Linked DNA regions of Mus musculus: region 2 is linked to region 1. A link is a loop called in an ENCODE intact Hi-C map of the cell type or tissue named here. Cell type or tissue: left cerebral cortex. All regions are shown on one strand.

What was found. A loop is a pair of places that touch in the nucleus more often than their neighbours do. Peaks named below come from ENCODE experiments on the same cell type or tissue, not always from the same donor. Only the 100,000 strongest peaks of a DNase experiment are listed, where the experiment ranks them.
Region 2: it touches region 1 in a loop (2.4-fold over the local background); 4 of 42 quality-filtered maps call a loop at or near these places.

Annotation. Positions count from the first base shown.
Region 1 is chr13:62,940,468-62,948,467 of GRCm38, forward strand. No RefSeq gene overlaps it. Among named protein-coding and RNA genes, the nearest start is that of Aopep, 20 kb to the right of the region's middle. In left cerebral cortex, a CTCF peak has its summit at 3,814 (motif pointing right); DNase peaks (open chromatin) are centred at 31, 436, 961, 1,205 and 1 more place; H3K27ac peaks cover 680 bases.
Region 2 is chr13:63,241,112-63,249,111 of GRCm38, forward strand. The region is part of intron 13 of Aopep (aminopeptidase O); the gene reads left to right. Among named protein-coding and RNA genes, the nearest start is that of Gm16907, 52 kb to the right of the region's middle. In left cerebral cortex, no CTCF peak of the experiment used is centred here; DNase peaks (open chromatin) are centred at 1,491, 2,788, 3,466, 3,643 and 6 more places; H3K4me3 peaks cover 5,121 bases; H3K27ac peaks cover 6,682 bases.

The DNA.
Region 1 (8,000 bases):
AAGTAGTAATTTGGGGCTCAATTAATATGGAGGATGACCTGGCCCTGAGTTCAAGACCAGCCTAGACTATGTACAGTGACACTCCTGGCCAGCCTGGCTGTAGAATGTGAACACGCCTTTAAATGTTTTTAATGCAGAAAAGAAAATTCTCAACTATGCCTCAACCTTAATCTAACTTCAGTTTTGTTTTTGTTGTTTTTTTTTTAAAGTGTATCACTCACAGAAAAGGTAAAGCTGATGGTAGATGTTCTTTTTTGAAATGCTCAGATCATACTCAATAAATATATGTGCTCATGAATATGCAAATGATCTATATAAAGTCTACTGACTTGTAAGAAAAGTCTTGAATTGCTTCTTGGTGTTCTAGGAATCCAGCATTTCTCTCTGTGCAAATATCACACTCCTACTTGGGCACACCAAATGGAGACTTGGCTCCTCTAGAAGCATCTGTTTGCTAGGAAGAACAAAGCCTACTCGCTGAAAAATGGCCCTAACTGTATGGTTTTCCAAACGCCTCTTCCCTTAAAAGTGACTTGGGAAGAATGTAATGTAGATGATGCAGCCTCGTGGTACGGTGTGGGGCTGGACTGGTGCCATGTTACATGGCTGTGTTTTACAAACAAACAAACAAACAAACAAACAAAAAAACAAACCCAAAAGGCTCGCGGTGAGGGTCGGGCAGAACACAAAGAAAGGAAGAGCAGACGCTGCCTGGAAAGAGGATGTCAAGACAGGGGATGGTACCGGAGAGTGTAATTTAATGCCTTTTTAAAAATTTATGTGAGTCTCTTGTTTTTCTCCTTGTCATCTGTGTTCTGAAGATAGAGAGTAAATCAGTGGCTTAATGACATTTGCAGGAAAAAAAAAATGACTGTAACCCAGTGTACCTGAAAGCTTATAATTTTCCTGGCCGGCCGTCTTGAGGTTTATTCCTTTCATTGCATTAAAAATGGAGACTAATTAAGGCAACTGGGGCTAGAGTGGGCCAAATTGGATTTTTCTTATGGCTTTGCCTTCGTCTCACAGAGTGATGTCATTAAACACCCGGGCTATGAAATGTGAAGGACAGCCTGTTTCCACCGCAGTATAGATCACGAAAGAATGCAAAGGTAATAGACCACAGAGTGCCGTAAAGCTTTAAGGAGTTTAAAAAAAAAAAAAAAACCTCTGCGGAGGCCATGCAGAACATGGGGGCGTGGGGAGGGGTTCTTCACTTTGTAAACGGACCTCAAGAAGGGGAGGAGAAGGTGGGTGGGAGAAGATGCCTTGCCAGCACCATACACACAGGCATTCTGCAGACGGTTTGATCTGGGTGCCTTCTGAGTGGCCAGCCATCATTCCTAGCCGTCAATATAGAATATGGACGTCAATATAGGGCACTAGGGTTGTCAAACTGCACACCTACTTGGCCGACTTACCCGGTCCAGGCGGCTTTTGAATCACCAGTTTATATTTTATGACCATTTAATATACATTTATGACTAAGAAACCCCTAGTGTGCTTTCAAAGTAACGATGTATTCATTAAATATGCTTACTTCATCTGTTTCCATGGGCACTGGGATTTGAGGGGTTAAGAGATATAGTCCACTAACAAAATTTGACTAATTAATGATGGTTAATTTTTGTTTGTTTGTTTGTCTTTATTTATTTATTTTTTACTTATTCGCTTTACATCCTACTCACTGACCCCTCCTAGTCACCCCTCCCACAATTCTGCCCCCATCCTCCACTCCCTTGTCTTCTGAGCAGGGGAGGCCCCCCCCTGAACATCCCCCCACTCTGGCACTTCAATTCTCTATGAGGCTAGGCACTTCCTCTCCCACTGAGGCCAGACAAGGCAGCCCAGCTAGAAGAACATATCCCAGATACAGGCAACAGCTTTTGGGATAGCCCCTGCTCCAGTTCTTCAGGACCCATATGAGGACTAAGCTGCACAGCTGCTACATATGTGCAGGGAGGCCTAGGTCTTGCCCATGTATGTTCTTTGGTTGGTGGTTCAGACTCTGAGAGCCCCAAGGGTCCAGGTTAGTTGCTTCTGTTGGTCTTCCTGTGGAGTTCCTATCCCCTAGGAGCTATAGTCCTTTCTCCTATTCTTCCATAAGAGTTCCCAAGCTCCATCCAGTTTTGTTTGTTTGTTTGTTTTGTTTTGTTTTTTACTTTTGGGAACTCCTGACAATGAGTATCGGGGAGTCTCTGACTCTTTTGCCTGCTTTTGGGACCCCTTTCCTCCTACTGGGTTGCCTTGCCCAGCCTTACTGTGAAGGTTTGTTCCAGATCTTATTGTATCTCGTGCTCTATTCAGTGACATCCCTGGGAGGCATGCTCTTTCCTGGGGGTGGGGATGGGGGAGGGAGATGGATGGGGTGGATCTGGGGGAGAGGAGAAGTGGGGAGGGGACTGGGAGGGGTGGAGGGAGGGGAAGCTGGAGTTGGGATGTATTGTATGAGAGAAGAATAATTAATTAAAAAAATCGAGTATACATAATAAGGTCAATTACAACATTTTATACATGTATGTAATATATTTAAACAGTCTCTCTCTCTCTCTCTCTCTCTCTCTCTCTCTCTCTCTGTGTGTGTGTGATGTTTAAGGACAGTAACCTTGAAGGAGGGATAATACCCAGAAAAGAACAAGATTCTGTGAAGTAAAATGAGATTAGTTTGGCTAGAATAGATTGGCGTTGTACCAGTCTTGTATTGTCTTGGATGCTAAGCTAAAGGTTTTAAACTTTTTTTTTTAATTATTAAAAAAAACATTTATTGAGATATCATTGACACAGAAAGAAAGCTGTACAAATTTAATATATACATCTTAGTGAAACTGGGCATACTTACATACCACGACACTTAGCACTACAACCAAGTCTACAAACATCCATTAACTTGTTTTTATAGACAGTGGGGGATATGAAAGGCTCGAAGCAAGGGGCTTGTATTATCCAAGGCTATTTTGTCATCAGCAACAGGGAAGCCAACTCGCCCTGGCTTAAACAGTCAAGCGAGTCTCTTGGCTTACATAATGGAAATGTCTGCATAGGTGCTGGCCTCAAAGAAAGCTTGATCTGGCAGGCCCAAACAAGGATGCAGAAAGCTGGAAGTCCAAGGTCTTGGTTGCTGTCTGTCTTAACTGCATCCTCAGTTACCACATAGTTCCTCCTTCCTGTCTGCAGCAACTCCAGGCCCAACGTGTCCCCTTCGGAGGAAGAATGACTTGTGATATTGTTTTGTTTGGCTCGGGTTTTGCACTTGTGGAAGAAGGCAGAAGCATGCTTTCCTGACAAATGCCCTTTGTGTCTCCAGGGCTAACATTGGGTTATTGGTTAGGTTGACTGGAAATCCAGATTTTTATTGGCCACCATAGCCTACCTCTGGAGCAGGAGGTAGGACAAATTCTGCCCCCCAGCTCCCAACATCAACTTGCAGAATGAAAGAGATTTCCTGAGAGGATTTTAAAGTGCTGCCAGCAGAGAAGAACTCTTGGGTGGTCAAGGAACAAATATCCACTAGTGGAAATAAAACTCCAAAATAATTACAAAGGTAGGTTTATGTGAAAGTTAGGGCACTTTCCTCTGACCAAAGAAGAGCAAACTATCCAGTCAGCCACTTTCTCAGCTTCCTGTTAACGGTGCACAGGTTCCAGCTTTTCTGTTTCAGAATCATCAGTCATCTTGTCTATAAAACCCAGGGTCATTTTCTCAAACAGAAAGAGTTCTTGAACTTGACAACAAAGGAATTTTTCTCCTGGAGATGCTAGTGTTTTTACAGAAGTCCTATTTGCACGTCCCAAGCTCATTTTACACTGACCAGCCAGGAGAAGGCAGCAGGTGTTCAGAATTCATGAGGAAAACTCGAACAGTTTGGAGGTGGACTGTCTTTGTGTGTGTGTGTGTGTGTTTAACTATTAGCTTTCAGTTGCCACAAAAGCAGATTTTGACATGACTTAAAGGGGGAGAAAGCAGCTACATACGTCATTCTCTATAGAAGTACGTATTTCCCCCCCTGTGCGGCTCCAGTTGCTGCAGACCGGAACCCAGTGTTAACTACAAAACTATCTGGCATAAATGAGGAGCAGGTCCAAGCAGCCTTCCAGATGCTTGGCTTCCTTCGGAGGAGTCACAAACTGTCCTTGTCATTTACAGTTCAACACCGCAGATGCAACTGTGAGGGCTTAGTCTATGTTGATCCCTTTCTGGATGAGAGGGGGTACGATACCAGGTGTTCCCCACCGGGCTTCCAACACAGGAGGCTCAACTTGGTCCACGCGCCCGACCACTTGACCCTCTGCCCGTGTACCAGTGCCCTAGCAAATGAATGTAGTTCTGGGATTGTGTGAAACCGGATGGACTGGAAGAAATCCGCCAATGAGAAAGGCTTGATGGAGGGAATATACCAAGTTCCCCAAAAGGCAAACGGGGCTGGAGTCAGTCCGTTATAAAGTACATCTGCGCTTAATGTGACTCTCTAACCCTACAAGGGTCCTCTGTATACTCCGAAAGCTTGCAGTTCACGGTAACAGGCTGAACCCTAATGCCTCTTGTCTGGAAAGGAAAATACAAGTTCATACCAGAAACAGAAAGAAAGCAAAGCAGGTCACCCACTCCCAGCTTGAGTTTATCTGTGCACGGGCAGCAACTGCTCTGTGAGTGTGCTATGCTAAGTGCTCTCCTCTGAGATGGAGGAGTGTTATTGATACTAAGACCAAAGCCTCCGGCTTTCAGTGAAAGCAGCACCCTCCCTCATTACCCAAGTAAATGGCATCCCATTCTGAAATGCAGCAACTGGCGTGCATTATACCGAGATAACATTACAGTGTCTGAAAAGACCCGATACAGATGCAAAGTGACATGAAGTGAAAAATGGTGAGTCGTTTATAGTGAGATAAATGAGCTTTAGGTAAGAGGGGTCAAGGCTGGGAACCACAGGAAGCCAGGAGGACAGGGAGGGGGTCTCTGAAAGGCCGGGATTAAGGATGTGGGCTTGGACCTGATTTTCCTCTTCCTTTCCCATACCTCCCCCTTCTAAAGTATTTGTTTTGGTAGTTTGAGTTTTTCCGGAGTAGTTTCTAAAGTATTTGAAACACAAAATGAGTATGAACAATTCTAACTTGACTTTCTGAAAGCTCACAGAACCATTCATGTTGAGAACGTGGATTGCTTTTCCTAAAGAGTCTGAACATATCTTTGTATTTCAGTAGCACCATCTTTACGTTGGAGTGTGCGTGAGGGGGTGTGCAGCTGAGTGTTGATGTGCAGGTGTGTCCTTACAGGAGAACAAGTGTGTGTGAATGTGTGGGTGGAGGCAAGAGGCCAACCTTGGGTATCATTCCTAGGTGCCATCTCCTTTGTTTCCTGAGACAGGCTATCACACTGGGACCTGGACATTGTCAATTATGCTGGCCCTCAAGCCCTTATACTCCCTAGGTTGCCCCTTAAGCCCTAGGGCCCGCCTTTCTCTGCCTCCACAGATTTTTACATAGGTGCTGAGGATTGAACTCGGGTCCTCATGCTTTTTAAAGAAGTACTTTAATAACTCATTTGTTTATTATTTATTATTTATTTATTATTTATTATTTTACTCTATTTCTAGGCTGGACTCAAACTCATAGTCCTCTCATCTTCACCTCCTGAGAACTGGGATTATGGAACACCATGATGCCAAGTTTTATGTCTCTTTTTCATTACAGTCCCTGTGCACACAACAGCAAGCAAGGTTCTGCAGCTCCTGCTGGAATCAGTGTCTTCAGCTGACCACTCCCCCCACTCCGTTCTAAACAGCGTCTTACTTAGAGTTTTGCTATTGTGAACAGACACTATAACTCAGGCAACTCTTATAAAGACAACATTTAACAGGGGCTGGTTACTGGTTCTGAGGTTGAATCCATTATCCATATGGCTTGAAGCATGGCAGCACCCAGACAGGCACGCTTGTGGAGAAAAAGCCACGAGTTCTGCATCCTGACCCGAAGGCAGTCAGAAGACTGACTCCCATGTGGTTAGGAGGAGGGTCTCATTGCCCACCCCCACAGTGACACACTTCCTCCAACAAAGCCATACTTACTCCATCAAGGCCACACATCCTAATAGTGCCACTCCCTGGGCCAAGCATATTCAAATCACCCCAATCAGTAAAAATAAGATTTGGGTACTTACTTCTTCTGGTGGTTTGTATCATATTTCCAAGTTTATTTCTCAATTCTTTGATTTAACTTTAGAGTTTTTTAAAAAATAGGTGTATGTGTATTTGTGTGGGGCTCCATGAGTTTATGTATATCACACACATATGGGTGTCCACTGAGACTCTAAGAGAGCTCCACATCCCCTGGACTTAGAGTTATAAGTGGTTGCGAGCACGGGTGATGGGAACCAAACCCAGGCTACTGCTAGAACAGCAAGTACCCTTAACCACTGAATCACTGCTCGCCCAAACTTTGGACTATTTACCAACTCTGGTAAGAAAAGTGTTGGTGTCTATTTGGCTCTCTTCCAGCTCTTCCTTCAGCTCCCACTGTTTATCAGTTAGATGAGAATTATCCGGTCTTTGATTATCCTTCCAAATATAATATAGTTGAGAGCAGACCTCCATATCTCTGAGTTCTGCATTCATGGATCAATCAGCTATGAACTGAAAATTTTAGAAAAAAAATTGCATGCATGCTGAAATGGACAGTCATATTAATTTGCTGCTGTTCTCTGAGCAGTACAACTAGTATTTATATAGAACTTGAGCCATGTCAAGTATTATAAGTCATCTGGAGATGGTTTAAATTGTAAGGTGTGTGCAGAGGTTATGCACAAAATGCACCCCACTTTGTATATGAGACGGAACTCTATAGGCTTTAGTGTCCTCAGGAAGGTATTAGAGTTAACCCCCTCTTAAGACTAAGGACAATTATATTCTACTTAATTTGGTGGGAAGGGAGCTTAGAAATACTATCTCATTATACTATCCATATTGACTCTGAATTAGTAATTGTCCTGCATTAGCTTGGACATTCCATGACCTCACCAAAAAGCACTACCTGCCAGGTCAAATACATGAATCTACAGGGAACATTTTTCATTCAAACCCCAACAACCAACCTAATCAAAAGATGGGTTATGGCCCTGAGAGAAGAGTTCTAAAAATGACTAAAAATATCTTTCGAGGTGTTCAACATAACATCCTTAGCAACTCTAGAAATTCATATTAAAGCTATGTTGAGATTTCGTCTTCCCCAAGGCAGAATTGCTGAGAGCAAGAAACAGTTGATGGCAAATGCTGACTGGGGAGAGTGTGGAGAAAGGGGAACCCTCATACACTTTTTGTGGAATTACAAACGGATGCAGTCACCCTGGAAACCAGTGTGGAGAATTCAAAAGTTCTTTGGGTATATGCTAGCAGCATATATCTCAGCATATACCCCCAAAAACTCAATAGCCTAGGCCACAGATACTTGCTCAGCCATGTTCATATATGTATAACCACCCTACTGGGATAGTAACAATAGACATGTTAAAGTGGAGGGGAGAAAGCCAGGAAGCCTCAACTCTACACAAAGAACTGTAGGCAACTAAGTAATGCTGAGCATGAGAAAGACAGTCTTCCCCAAGGAAGAGCACACCAACTGGGTATCTAATACCAAATGGTCAGCCCTGAAAACATACATACAAGTAACACTATACAGATTGAGCAGGTTATATCTAGGAACAGATAGGTATAGACATATATGCAAACAATAACCATTAGTAAAAGAGAAAGAGGCCGTGGGTTTGAAAGAGTACATGGAGAAGTATAATGGAGGGCTTGCAGGGAGGAAAGGGAAGGGGTAAATGATGGAATTGTATGATAATCTCAAAAATAGAAAAAAAATGAAAAAAAAAACATATTGTATTATGGAAATAGGTACAACTATTATGTGGCAACTAAACAGGAAATAATGTATCTTTTACAAAATGTAGCAAGAGAAGAGTGTCCTAGTTACTCTCTCCTTATTGTGACAAAATACTGAGGAAAGTGACTC
Region 2 (8,000 bases), 300 kb after region 1:
TGAGGGCACTCAGGGCCACTCAGAAGAGACCAGGCAAAAGAACTAGCTAGGCATATTGCTGGAGACATGCAAGGGGCTCAAATTATGTGAGAGTGCTCTCCCTCCCAGCCTTGTATAGAGCAAGCTGTGTGTGTGTCAACTAAGTTAACAGTGATAAGAAACCAACTCTTAAACTTACGGCTTTGGAGCCATACCTTAGATGCTATGGCAGGTTGTGATTGTTGTTCTCTCACAATTTAGGTGGCTTTAAAAGGTTTGTGACTAATGAATGAGATCATAAAATAGCTAAAGAATGAAAACATGGTATGCCTAGCACTTGAACAAATGTTTGTAGGTATAATTATTAAGCAAGAAATAAGATCATCCACACATGGAAATAGGAGGCATTATCGAGTACTTGGTAATTCCACTACCAAAATCTGAAGCAGTAACTGTCTCTAAGAATTGGGGAGGCAAAAACAATGGAGGCCTCCATCTTCCAGTACAGTGGAAGCTCTCCCCCAACCATCCCTTCATTGTGCCCAGATAGGCCCACTGGAAAAACCACCTCTGACTTTGTTCCTAGACAATGTGGGTAGTGGTTTTAAAGAACTTGAAGCTGAATTGGATGGCCTTCCCTTCTAGGAGTGCAAGGACATCTGGTGTGCCCAGAGATATGTGTTTGTGTGGTATCCCCACCTCTTTTCCCCCCCGGCTAGCCCAACAGGCACTTTCCCTGTCACACCTGGGAGAAGAGTCTGACAAGGAAGGCAGGCACTGTGCAGGACCAGGTGAGCAGTCAGATCTGTGACCCAAGGGCATTAGAGTGCAACCTGAAAGGCACAGGACCTAGGGGATTACTGAGGTGAGCGTTCATGCCAAGTCTGGTGCTAGGACTTGATCCTGTTGCTGGGGGGCCTTGAAGTAGGTCGCTCACTGTTGATTCTGATAAGTTGCCTGGCTTGTACCTTAATACCCAGCACTCAAGAGGCAAAGGCATGAGTTTAAGGCTAGTCTAGTCTGCATAGTTTCAGGACAGCCAGGGCTGTGTAAAGAGATCTGTCTCAAAATAAAATAAAAAGGAAAACAAAATTTGAGATGTCTGCTGGGCCACAAGCAAGTTAACACATGTACTTTCTGTGCCCCACTGTGCATGTGTCTGCGTTCACTGGTCTAGCAAGACTGAAATAAGAGTGTTCATGTCAGGCATGCATGTTCTAGACCTAGCTGTTGTCTGCCCCTTTGTCTTCTTTGTCCTTGCCCTCTCCCCTGATGACCAGATGTCCTCTCTCCATGTCCTCCATTCCTCAAATGTCCCCCACTTGAGGCTCTCAGAAGTCAACCCAGATCAGACCAAACTGGACTGGGCTAGGTGGATCTGGCCGAATGGTCTGTGGACTAGATCCGAGTGACTTCAGCTAAGTGGCCGGTACTAACTATGCTAGGACTGCAACGTTTTCCTTCCATGGGTGGAGGCGGCTCTTACTGCCTGGTAAAAACAGAACTGTTGGGATAACTTGAGAAAGGAAAACAGCCACGGCAGGCAGCAGGCCAGGATCCGAGCTGTGTGGAAAGAATGCCATTTTATGGGAAACATTTTGTTTTACCCTTAAAGAAATCATCTCAGGCACTAAATGATGGGCATAGTCTGATGGAGCTTGAAATATTAGCTGAGAGTTTGAGCCAGAAAAGCAGTGCAGTGAAGTCTGAGCTGTGAAGAAGCAAATGGAACAAGCTGAGTGACTTTGCCACCTCACCCTGTGAGTGACTGGAGTGCTTTCCTAACTGCCCTGGCCTCATGTCCTGTCTCTCTCTGGCCATTCCTGTTATCAGGAAGCCATCTTTAAGGACTTTATGTACCCATCTGAAGGACCATCATTCTTCATTCTCCCTTTTACATCTCCACAGGATGTCCCTTGACATCCCTTTCCATGTTGTCCTAGCTTCCTATCTCTGCCACGGCTGTAACCAGATTACCTCAAGCCCGTGTCCTCTCTCCTGCTCCTGAATTGTTTCCCACCCACTCTGATGTTCTTCCTTTCTCTGTTATTTCAAATGCTTGTTATTTAGTCTGAGTAAATTTGGCTACAAAAAAACGAGAATGTGCATAGCACACAGACTACAGTCCTGGGCTAGCTCTGTGGGGCTGGCTAGAGCTGTGATTCCAACAGTGAAAAGAGTGTGTGTGTATGTGTGTGTGTGTATGTGTGTATGTGTGTATGTGTGTGCGCGCGCGCACGCGTGTTAACTGTAATAGCTTTTGCTACATGATCTATTATTGACTTTGGAAGAACACATTAACTTTTAAACATAAATTGTGTATCACTATTATACAGTAAGAATTAATATTTTAAGGTATGTACATGAAAATAGAGTTTAGATAACTTCATTATTCTAAGAACTAAAATATATAACACAATAGCACCTTATGCAATGGTATATTTTAAAGACAATGCACTTGGAGTTTAAAGAAAACTCTCTATTGTAAGATTCAAAAGACTCCGACTTCTTGATTACTGCACATTTAATAACTTAGAGAAAACCCCCTTTGCCATTTCCATTTTAGCCTTTGTGTGCATGCTGAGATCAGAAGTATTCATAGGCTGGCTTTCCAGCCACTGGGGTGACTCACAAGCCATCCTCTGTGTCTGGTGTATCTGAAGCAAAGGTCCAGAGGGTGGTGAACCAGCCTTTGTGAGTCATAGTGTCACCGAGAGCCGACACTGTTGACTTCTGTCACAATTTGGAGCTTACAATTTTCTTAAACTCATAGTGATGTGTCCAGGTTAAATATAAAGACTGAACAGGGGAGTGAGGCACATGGCCCGAGCTGTTCATGGCCCATAGCGGCAAGTAGTCAGCTCTGTCTCTTCTCCTTCTGATAAAATGCTAAAGTTTGGAGCAATTTAATCTGTTTTTACAACACCTTTCTTATTACACACTTGACTTGGAGCCACAAAAGCAGTGGTGATCTCTGTTGGGGTGAGAATGCACCGTGACTTTTAAGTCTGTGAATTCAGGGAGGTCTACATTCTGTTTACGCCTTTGAGACGCAGTGTGCACTTGCTACACTTCTGCCGTGTGTGTGTGTGTGTGTGTGTGTGTGTGTGTGTGTGTGTGTGTGTGTGAGAGAGAGAGAGAGAGAGAGAGAGAGAGAGAGAGAGAGAAAGGGAGAGAGAGAAAGCGAGCGAGCGCGAGCGCACCCAGAATGTTAAAGGTAGGTGATTTAGGCTTGAAATAGTTTGTCACAGTGTTTGTCTTTTGTGACATAAGTCTTTTATATTCTGTTGTAATTCTGGAAACCAGTATTTAAGATTTTTGTTTTGTTTTAAAGTTACTTAACTCTTTACTGGACTCACAGCAGCCAGTGGCGGCTGATAGACTTCAATCACTTGTAGCCCTGGATGCACAAGCCAGTAGTAAAAGCAACCCTTGAGAGCTGGGAGCATGCAGCCAAGTGCCCACAGTTACTGGTAGCCACTCCCTGCACCCAGCAACCTGGTGGGTATGGGTGGCTGCCCTTATACCTGAGGCAAGGCTCCCCTGGAGTTTCCTAGGCATGGTGCCCTTGCCTCTTTTAAGAGTACTGTTGCTTTGTGAGAATCCATAACTAGTCCACACTTGCCGAGCTATGGTCTCATACAATAGCTTCATTGATTCTTGATTTCCATAGAAAAGCTTTATGGGTTCTAATGAATTACCAGCCGCCCTTCACCTCCTCAGAGAGTGTCTTTGTGTCCTGGGCCTTGCCTTTGGAAAAGGACTTATGTGAGTGATGGGTGCAGAGTAATTAATGAAAGTTGTTATGAAGCAACCAAGCCGGGGAGGGTTGTGTGTGTGTGTGTCTGTGTGTCTGTATGCAGTTTACTGTATTGCTTAGATGCTTAAGTAATCCTGTGTACCTGGGCCTTGTTTCTATACCTCTTCCTACCCTTGTATTTATAATAAATCTTTAACAAATACAATATTGAACATTCTATATCCAAATCTCATGTCAGATCAAATCATGCAAGATCTTGACATTTTTGCTCTCTTTAAGCTGGACCAAGAGAAAATTGCTATATTTTGTAGCCTCAGGAAGACAGTCTGGTTTGTGTAATGTTATACCATTAAATTTTCATCTGTTCCCTAGACTGATTCTTTTTAAGAGTCTACAACTTAAAACCAGAAGAGATTCTGACATCTCTGTGTGTTCTGAAATCCCTGCCAGCTTTAAACTGGTCTAACAGGAAAAATTAAGACCATGACCGGCTGCCCTCAGCACTTACTCCTAACAACAGTCACCCGCTCGTCCCCACGCACCTCCTCACAGCCTCTCTGAGTGGAACCATTAATGCACCCATAGCTGACACTTGCCGAGTGTCAAGCCCAGTTCTGAGTGATTTATGTGCAGCAGCTGACGTGAATGTCCCACTGAAGCCCGCCACAACCCACACAAAGACAGTGCAGACTGCATCGGACACTCTGTGTACGTTGGTGCAATATTAGCTAGTCAAGTAACTGCTACAAAAATAATGCTTTGGGCAGTATCCTAAAATTCTTAGTCCTCAACCACCAGCACAAAGCGCACATTTCTAAATTGAGACAATCTCAACCAGCATGTATTTTGAAAACACTTGAAAGTATGCTGATAATTACACTTGTGTTGATTTCAGTGTGTTTGATGCCAGCCACCACCAATTCTTTCCTGCATCGAAAGATGAAAGCTATTTTCATATAAAACATAAGAGTGGAAAAGGGAGGTGGGAGAAGAACATTCTTGTGGCTTTTTAGTTACTTTTATAGGCAGCGTTAATTTCATTCCTGTGACAGAATGCTTTCCTTGGCACTCACTCTCATCTTAGGCATTTTAATGAGCTGCTGTTTTGTGCCTGTGCTCATATGGCACTAATAAGATGTGTTATTTTTAGTAGCACCTACTGGTGTCACCTTGGGTTAGGACCTGTCATTGTTTCCATTAATTATGTGTTACAGCAGGCGGACACTTGAGTGTATTCAGCCTAGACGTCAGCCAATGTGTATCTGATATATATTCAACCTTGAGAGCCCCGCACTTGGAGAAGACCACATGTGGCCTCACAAGTATTTGTGGCATTGATTAGATGATGAAGCTCACAGTGGTATTTACGTTTGCAATCCTCCATGATGCTGCAATTAACCAAAAAAAAAAAAAAAAGCCAAAACAAAACCTTTTATCATTTTGTTTAAGCTTGCTATTTATTTTGTTCTTTACTGGTTTTCCATGAAGATTCCCTGGCTTTCCTGGAGACAGTCTCTTTAGTGTCTTCTAGAAGGAGGGCTTAGAGGTGGGAGAACCTGAGGCTGAGCCTGATGCTGGCCCCTGGGTTTGCTTTCCTCTGAGAACCCCTTTACCCCACAGGCCGCAGGCAGGCAGGTTTGTGAAAGTCCTACCTCAGTTTCACTTTCATATGAACTAGTGAGTTGGTCCTGTCTTTTGGGGGGGATTTGGGGAAACGTCTGATTTGGCTCTCCAGGGTATTTTTTATAAACACCCTCCTTTCTTTCGTATCGATTGTGTGATATGAGCAGGAAGGAAATTAGACACCGTTTCTGTTCCTTCACCCTTTATCATGTGACTTGAAATGTCCTTTTACTTCCAAGTAAATACGTCTGAACAGGGAACAAGCCGACTGTTTTTCCTGTAATTCACGTGCGGGCATTGTCAGCAGGAGCAGTGGTGTATACTGTCCTTCTAGGGAGTACATATGACCTCAGGACACTGGCACACTCCAGCCCTTCAAGGTCGCTCTCAGGTGTTAGCTCTTCCTTTCCATATTTGGAAGCTCGTTCTGTTGTCTGCTTCTCGGAAGGGTTATGGTGACAGTACTGAATCATGGCTGTGTGGTTGTAAGTTTGTCCTTAAATTTTACTTGTAGTTATTTATTTGGTCTCATTTCTTTTCTTCAGAGTGACCTGGTGTTTGGTTGGTTTTTGTTTTCCTTTCTGGGTGTCTGGATTTCTTTTTCTTTAAATTCCAAAAATTTTACTGTAAGAGTAGATTATTGTGGGTCACTTTCCACAGTTGCCTTGTGGCCTTGAGTTTAAGTTCTCTGGTTTGTAAGTTAAGAGCACACGTTTTTTGGCTTTTCTGTGAATAGACTTAAAACCGAATGACTTGATTTATGACGTGTTTTGAATCTGTTATTCTGATGTCCTTTCTAGACTCTGTGCTTAAGATGTTTGAAATGTAGAAACTGTTAAAGGCAGACCCGAACTGACAGAGATGTGGGCGGTTCCGGCTCTGTATGTGGGTGGGGGTGGGGGTGGGGGGAGGAGGGCTCTGGGCGCCACTCAGGGAAGGCAACTTAGGAGCAAGGTGCTTTCTGAAGCCTCTCGGCTGGAAAATTCCATCTCTGTTCTGTTTTACTCTCACCAAACCCTGGGTTTATATGTTCTCAGCTATATGCTCACAGAATAATACACAGAAAAACAATTACCTATTCGATGATGAGTAACATAGAAAACTCAAGTCAGCTAGTTTCCCCAGACACTGTCTTGAATTTGTTATACAACAAGCTCTCTGTCAAAAACTGCTGGGAAATGCCAAGGAAACATGAGCTGTAGTTTCTGGCTATGTGAAGGTATAACACAAGACACACCAACAATCAGTTGTAAAGCAATATGCAAGAAATAACCCGAACCGCACAGCAGAAGCAAAGGCTTCCGTTGTGTGATGCGTTCATCCGAGAACATCCTGCGCTCCTGTCGCATGCCTGGACCTTCTTTTGATGACACAACGCTTCGCACATCCGGGCTGGAAGTTATGGTGGGAAATGGAGTAACTGAGTTAACTGAATCCATTTTAATACTTTTGTCTGGTTTGTAGGCAGGGACAGGAATGGCTTTGATTGATTTGCATGTGAGCTGTGGTGGTGGTCTTCTTCCTTGAGAACATCGTTCTTATAGTATATCCCCTCAGGCTTTGCAAGTGAGACTGAAGCCTATGACCTACGTTCTGCCAACACTTAATAGGATGATCAAGAGATCCCAGGCCAGTGTGACCTCATCTCTGAATCATTATTCACCAAATTGTGTCTATTTAGACAACTTCATTACTAACTTCATTTCATATCCATGACATACAAAACCCTGAGCAAGGAGTAGAGATTATAAGAATTGGAGAAAAGCAGATTGGAAAACAAAGTTAACGAGGTCCCTATCTCAGGTGCAGGATGAGCGCAGTAGGTCAGCAGTAGCTGTGGGTCTCCTCCAGACTGACGGCAGGACACTGATGCGTTTAGTTCATTCAACTCCGGCTATTTTGTAGAACTGAGGAGACCGTGATTTCTGCGGTTGACGTTCAGATGGTCATCCTGGACAGATAAAGTGTGAAATTAGCATCTGTCTTCTGCTCACAACTCGGCCAGTGTAGGCCACACTGGGTGTGGGTGGTTCCCTGTCTCCTCCATCCAGCACACCCGCCTCTTCTTTTCACTGGTTGGGTTTCTGTTTTCTTCCCTTTAAACATTTGGCTTCAAGAAAAAGTAAGAAGTAAAGTGTTTCAGTATTGGGAATGGTGATTCATAGTTCGAGAGTTTTCCTAACTTTCATTCTCTTGTGAGTTTTTTGGATATTGTGTCCTGGCACTGGGAGAGCATCCGATGTTCCCAGCACCATAGTTAAAATGGGATCTCTTTTATTTTTTAATGTTTTGTTTGTTTGTTTTTAAGTGAGTGGCTCTTTGACGATACAAAGTGAATAGGCATGATGGGTCCTGTGCGTCTCAGTATCTCATGTATCCACAAATTGAAAGTGTTGACTTCTTAGCCTTTGCACTCTAAATAGACATATGGAAAAATACTGATTTTTAATGTATATAAAAGGAGGGAAGAAAACTGGATTAGCTTGTACCAAGAACCATGTAGACTCGGGGGAAAATGATCGAGGTAGGTGTGTGTGTGTGTGTGTGTGTGTGTGTGTGTGTGTGTGTGTGTGTGTGTGTGTGTGTTTGCTTTTGGTTTTCTTCTGTTTCTGCTCACAAGATAGTAGGACTCAAGGCT